2 separate regions of the Homo sapiens genome follow, and region 1 is linked to region 2. A link is an interaction called in ENCODE POLR2A ChIA-PET data of the cell type or tissue named here. Cell type or tissue: A673. All regions are shown on one strand. Links, peaks and the distances in the headings refer to the core of each region. The heading gives the core; the rest is flanking DNA. Region 1 overlaps LINC01828 (long intergenic non-protein coding RNA 1828). Region 2 overlaps ANTXR1 (ANTXR cell adhesion molecule 1).

Evidence for each region. ChIA-PET counts read pairs that join two places held together with the same protein. Peaks named below come from ENCODE experiments on the same cell type or tissue, not always from the same donor. Only the 100,000 strongest peaks of a DNase experiment are listed, where the experiment ranks them.
Region 1: POLR2A ChIA-PET joins it to region 2 with 20 read pairs; 1 of 35 experiments calls an interaction of 5 or more read pairs at or near these places.

Annotation. Positions count from the first base shown.
Region 1 is chr2:67,130,874-67,133,800 of GRCh38, forward strand. All of the region lies in intron 1 of LINC01828 (long intergenic non-protein coding RNA 1828), which reads left to right. The region is part of intron 6 of LINC01829 (long intergenic non-protein coding RNA 1829); the gene reads right to left. Among named protein-coding and RNA genes, the nearest start is that of LINC01828, 46 kb to the left of the region's middle. In A673, for the core only: no CTCF peak of the experiment used is centred there; a DNase peak (open chromatin) is centred at 1,758.
Region 2 is chr2:69,096,046-69,098,972 of GRCh38, forward strand. All of the region lies in intron 9 of ANTXR1 (ANTXR cell adhesion molecule 1), which reads left to right. Among named protein-coding and RNA genes, the nearest start is that of MIR3126, 6.2 kb to the right of the region's middle. In A673, for the core only: no CTCF peak of the experiment used is centred there; DNase peaks (open chromatin) are centred at 466, 866 and 1,256; H3K27ac peaks cover 2,269 bases.

The DNA of each region.
Region 1 (2,927 bases), core at 305-2,804, 2.0 Mb before region 2:
TATCTTGTTTCTCAATATTACAATTATTAAAAAAGAAAAAAAAGCTACATGAGAGTTTTTTGACTATCACCCAAACAATTAAATATCTCAATTCCAGACTGGTTTATATTCTGAAACTTGTTCAGAGAAAACTCTAACATGAATAGATGTTACTCACCAAAGGCCTGATTAATGAAAGGAGAGCCGTGGCATTGACTGAGAGAGGACATTGTTCTGCAATTAGGGCACAAATGACCTTTCACTCTTCTGGCTGCAGATTATTTACTTTGGCCATATTTAGAATAACTTGATATATGACAAGATTTATGAAACTTGGACAAAACTTCCAAAGTATATACAAGTGCTGCTGACAATATGGGATCTTTCAGTACAGTCTGCATGGAAACAAAGCCACACATTTCCATAGAGCAACCAAAGAGCTGTGTTAAAATTTCCCTATAAGCACGATCTTTTCTCATGTTAGCCCCCATTTGCTTAAATCACTTTCCGTTAATGCTGGGTATTAGCCAAGATTACTGGATGGTATGAATGTCCCGACCACAACAGTGGCTCTGTGTACACATGCCTATGCACAGATATGCATATATATATACACTTATGAATATATACAGAATAAATGCAAAATAAAGTTGGCAAGTAGAAAATTTGGTTGCACCAAGTCTTAGTGTTGGAAGCTTATAAATAAAGTTTGGCTTTTTAAACTAAATTGAATTGCCTTTCAAACTAAAGTCAGAGAGTTGATTTTTGTCTTTGAAGACAGAACCATTTTGTACAATATACCCTTTAGTGCTTAAGTTTTGGTACTTCTTCCAACCTATTTTGTGTGTGTGTATCTGAGAGTAAGCCTTCCCTTCTATTTATTTATTTATTTATTTATTTATTATTTATTTATTTATTTTTTGAGACGGAGTCTTGCTCTGTCACCCAGGCTGCAGTGCAGTGGCCCAGTCTTGCCTCACTGCAAGCTCCGTCTCCTGGGTTCACGCCATTCTCCTGCCTCAGCCTCCTGAGTAGCTGGGACTACAGGCACCCACCACCAGGCCCGGCTAACTTTTTGTATTTTTAGTAGAGACGGGGTTTCACCGTGTTAGCCAGGATGGTCTCGATCTCCTGACCTCGTGATCCGCCCGCCTTGGCCTCCCAAAGTGCTGGGATTACAGGCGTGAGCCACCGTGCCTGGTCTATTTATAATTTTTTTTAAATTTTACTTAAAGTTCCGGGATACATGTGCTGAACATGCAGGTTTGTTACATAGGTATACATGTGTCATGGTAGTTTCCTGCACCTATCAACCTGCCATTTAGGTTTTAAGCCCCGCATGCACTAGGTTTTTGTCCTAATGTTCTCCCTCCCCTTTCCCCCCACCCCCCAACAGGCCCCGGTGTGTGATGTTTCCCTCCCTGGGTCCATGTGTTCTCATTGTTCAACTCCTACTTATGAGTGAGAACATGTGGTGTTTGGTTTTCTGTTCCTGTGTTAGTTTGCTGAGAATGATGGTTTCCAGCTTCATCCATGTCCCTGCAAAGGGCATGAACTCATTCTTTTTTTATGGCTGCATAGTATTCCATGGTGTATATGTGCCACATTTTCTTTAGCCAGTCATCATTGGTGGGCATCTGGGTTGGTTCCAAGACTTTGCTATTGTAAATAGTGCTGCAAAAAGCATTCGTGTGCATGTGTCTTTGTAGTAGAATGATTTATCATCCTTTGGGTATATACCCAGTAATGGGATTGCTGGGTCAAATGGTATTTCTGGTTCTACATCCTTGAGTAATTGGCACACTGTCTTCCACAATGGTTGAACTAATTTATACTGCCACCAACAGTGTAAAAGCATTCCTATTTCTCCACATCCTCTCCAGCATCTGTTGTTTCCTGACTTTTAATGATCGCTATTCTCACTGGTGTGAGATGTTATCTCATTGTGGTTTTGATTTGCATTTCTCTAGTGACTAGTGATGATGAGCTTTTTTTTCATATGTTTGTTGGCTGCATAAATGTCTTCTTTTGGGAAGTGTCTGTTCATATACTTTACCCACTTTTTGATGGGGTTGTTTTTTTCTTGTAAATTTGTTTAAGTTCCTTGTAGATTCTGGATATTAGCCCTTTGTCAGATGGATAGATTGCAGCAATTTTCTCCTATTCTCCAGGTCTTCCAACCTATTTTTATATAAATTTAAGTTCTTGAATTTGTTGTTTTTGTTTTCGGTATTGACCTAATTTTCAATTTATGTTGACATGCAGTCTCTATATCTATGTATGTACATATTAGTTGCTTAGAAAACAGAAACCATGTCTATTCCAGATTATATATTTTCATAGTTTTTAGCATGATCACATTTCAGGAGCACACACAATGTTAAATATAGTTATGCCACTTTCATTTTAACTGCTTCTATATTTTACTTAAAACAAATTAATAGATCTATTGTTTATTACTATCATCATGTAGTGTGAACATGCCATTCTTATTTTATGTAAATATCTTGTTGAGATATTTTTCTCATTCATGGTAATCAATACTCAATGAAAAAGAAGTTAGATTTAATCAAATCATGCATCATTTCAAATAAAATAATTACCTATTTATGAGTAATGTTATGTCAGTTTTAAAAATATCAACTTTCTAAAACCAAAATTACAACACTTAATTGAAATTTCCTAGGCTAAGTAAAAATTTCGGAAGTCACACAAATGACTCTCCAATTTCTACTTATTCCATAATGTTTTTCCACACTGAATGGAGAAGTTGTTTGTAATTACAAACATTCCCTAGTGGTGGGAGAGCAATTTCATGTGATGTGTAGGGATGAGGTCTCTAGAGCCAGGCTGCTTGAATGTGAATTCTGATTGGTCGCTTAATATTTGTAAGACCTCAAGCAATTCATTTAACAAATGCCTTAGTTTCCTTATCTGTGAAATGGGCA
Region 2 (2,927 bases), core at 262-2,761:
CAGGAGATCGAGACCATCCTGGCTAACACGGTGAAACCCCGTCTCTACTAAAAATACAAAAAATGAGCCAGGCGTGGTGGCGGGCTCCTGTAGTCCCAGCTACTCGGGAGGCTGAGGCAGGAGAATGGCATGAACCCGGGAGGCAGAGCTTGCAGTGAGCCGAGATCATGTCACTGCACTCCAGCCTGGGCAACAGAGCGAGACTCCGTCAAAAGGAAGGAAGGAAGGAAGGAAGGAAGGAAGGGAGGAAGGGAGGAAGGGAGGAAGGGAGGAAGGGAGGAAGGGAGGAAGGGAGGAAGGGAGGAAGGGAGGAAGGGAGGAAGGGAGGAAGGAGGGAAGGAAGGAAGGAAGGAAGGAAGGAAATCAAAAAGAATTCCAATCACTGCATTGGTAAACAGAGTGACACTCCATCAGGAAAGAAAGAAAGAGAGAGAGAAAGAGGGAGGGAGGGAGGGAGGGAGGAAGGGAGAGAGGAAGGAAGGAATCCAATCACTGCACTGGTGAACATATATAGGGAGAGAGAACCTTCCCAGAACTCCTCCACTCTCAGAGGTTATAAACTGGCAGCCTACAAGTCCTATCTGATCTGCATATATATTCTTCTTGATTCATACTGCATTTTTTAACTTAAATTTATTGCTAACATTTAGAAAATCGGATTTCACCTAAAAATACAGATTTTCATCTTGACTTGAAAAATCAGAACTGACAACACTGAACCTGTATTTATTACAAGTTAATGATTATTGAGGACTGAATAACTTCCTTTAAAAGAAACGTATACACTTTCCAGTTCACCATACTCCTCACCACTCTCCATTGTCACCCCAGTACCCAGGCCAAGCATGTGGCTGCCATTTAGCATGGTGCTTATGTCACTGTATTTACAGTCCCTGTTCCAAAACATGCAGGAAGTCACCTGCTATGTGGAAACCCTTTGTAGCAACTTTGACATTACTTGTATTTCAGTAATTCTGCTCCCAATATAGACTCTTTTTTAAAGTTTCTAATTAAATATTTTTGCAGATTAGCCTCTGTTTAATTAAGAATATGGACCCATTTGGCCCTGTCTAATTTAGCTCCTCTCTGGAAAATGCACCCTGTGCCTGAGCACAGTCTTTCTGTGGTCCCACTCAGTTGGCCTCCAACTTCCACAGTTCACAATGTGCTATGTAAGCAAGGATGCCAGGAAGGAACTAATTGGAATCAAGTGTGCAACTTGCCAACTGCTCTACACTTGAAGTTCTTGTACTCCAGAACTGGAAGGAAGTTATAATTAGCTCCTCACACTGTCATTTCAGCAGCAGTTGTATTCCTACTGTGTTTCCCACTGTTTCTGATAAAACTGGGTGAGCTGGCACAAAAGGAAGGTCATTTAAGGTGTCATGTTTACCATTTGGAAATTTCGATGTTTAAAACAGACACATTCAAGCAACATCAGATAGTGGTGTATTCCTCTCACTTTTCATTGTTTTTCGAAGCATTCATTTCTGACCTTTGGCCACCTCTTCTAAATGGATTGCTTCATTCTCTGCTCAATCTTTCCTTTCATTTAAAGACATTTCTATGTGGAGGAAGGACTCTCATTTACAAATACAAAACAGCACAACACTTTGGAAGAGTTTTGGTAGTTTCTTACAAAATTAAATATACACCTACCATATGGCCCAGCCATTCCACTCCGAGGTTTTACCTAAGAGAAAAGGAAATCTATGTCCAAACAAAGAAAGGCTTGTGTACAAATGTTCATAGCAGCTCCATTTTTAATAGCCAAAAACAACTAAAATGTTCATCCACAGGTAGGTGGATAAACAAATTACAGTTTACCTGTAGAATGCACTAATTAATACTCAGCAATAAAAAGCAATAAACTATGTATAAATCTCAACATAATTGTGACTGTGTCCTAAAATAATTATGCTGAGTAAAAGAAGCCAGACAAGAAAATTACTTACTGCATGATCCTATTTACATAAAATTCCAGAAAATGCAAACTAATATACAGTTCCAGAGAGCAGACCAGTGGTTGTGTGGGAGTGGAGGTAGGGAGGGCTGGGAGGAGAGATTACAAAGCAACACTAGGGAAGTTCTGGGGGTGACAGCTACGCTCACTGTCTTGACTGTGGTATTATGATTGTGTACATATGTCAAAATTTATCAAATCATACACTTTATGTGCAAGTTATTGTATATCAATTATGCCTCACTCAAGTTGTTATAAATTAAAAGCTATAACTGAAAAAAGTTCTAGAACAATTCAGGCCTCAGAAAGCACCCATTATATGTCAGTCCCTACATTTTATTTTTGATGTTCCATACCACATTAAGCATCTAAGAGGAGAGCAAATTCAAACTGACTCACAAGATGAAATATCACTGACAATAATTTGGCACAAAAATCTTGGGTGACCAGAACAAGTGGAGAATATACAGATGTCTCATTTTCAGACACAGTGAATGACATGCAATCTTTATTGAGGTCATCTCAAAGCTATGTGTTCCACATTTCCAAAAAGAAAAAAGGAAACCAAAGAAATAAAAGGAGAGAACAGAATGGAATAAATCTATCGAACTACTTACTGACCTTATTTTTTCTTTTTTTAAATTGAGCTATATTTTACATGCTATAAAAATCACCCTTTTAAAAGGTACAATTCAGGCCAGGCGTGGTGGCTCACACCTGTAATCCCAGCATTTTGGGAGTCTGAGGCAGGTGGATCACTTGAGGTCAGGAGTTTGAAACCAGCCTGGCCAACAGGGTGAAACCCCGTGTCTACTAAAAATACAAAAATTAGCCCGGTGTACTGGCACATGCCTATAATCCCAGCTACTCCGGAGGCTGAGGCAGGAGAATAGCTTTAACTTAGGAGGCGGAGGTTGCAGTGAGCCAAGATCACGTCACTGCACTCCAGCCTAGGTGATAGAGT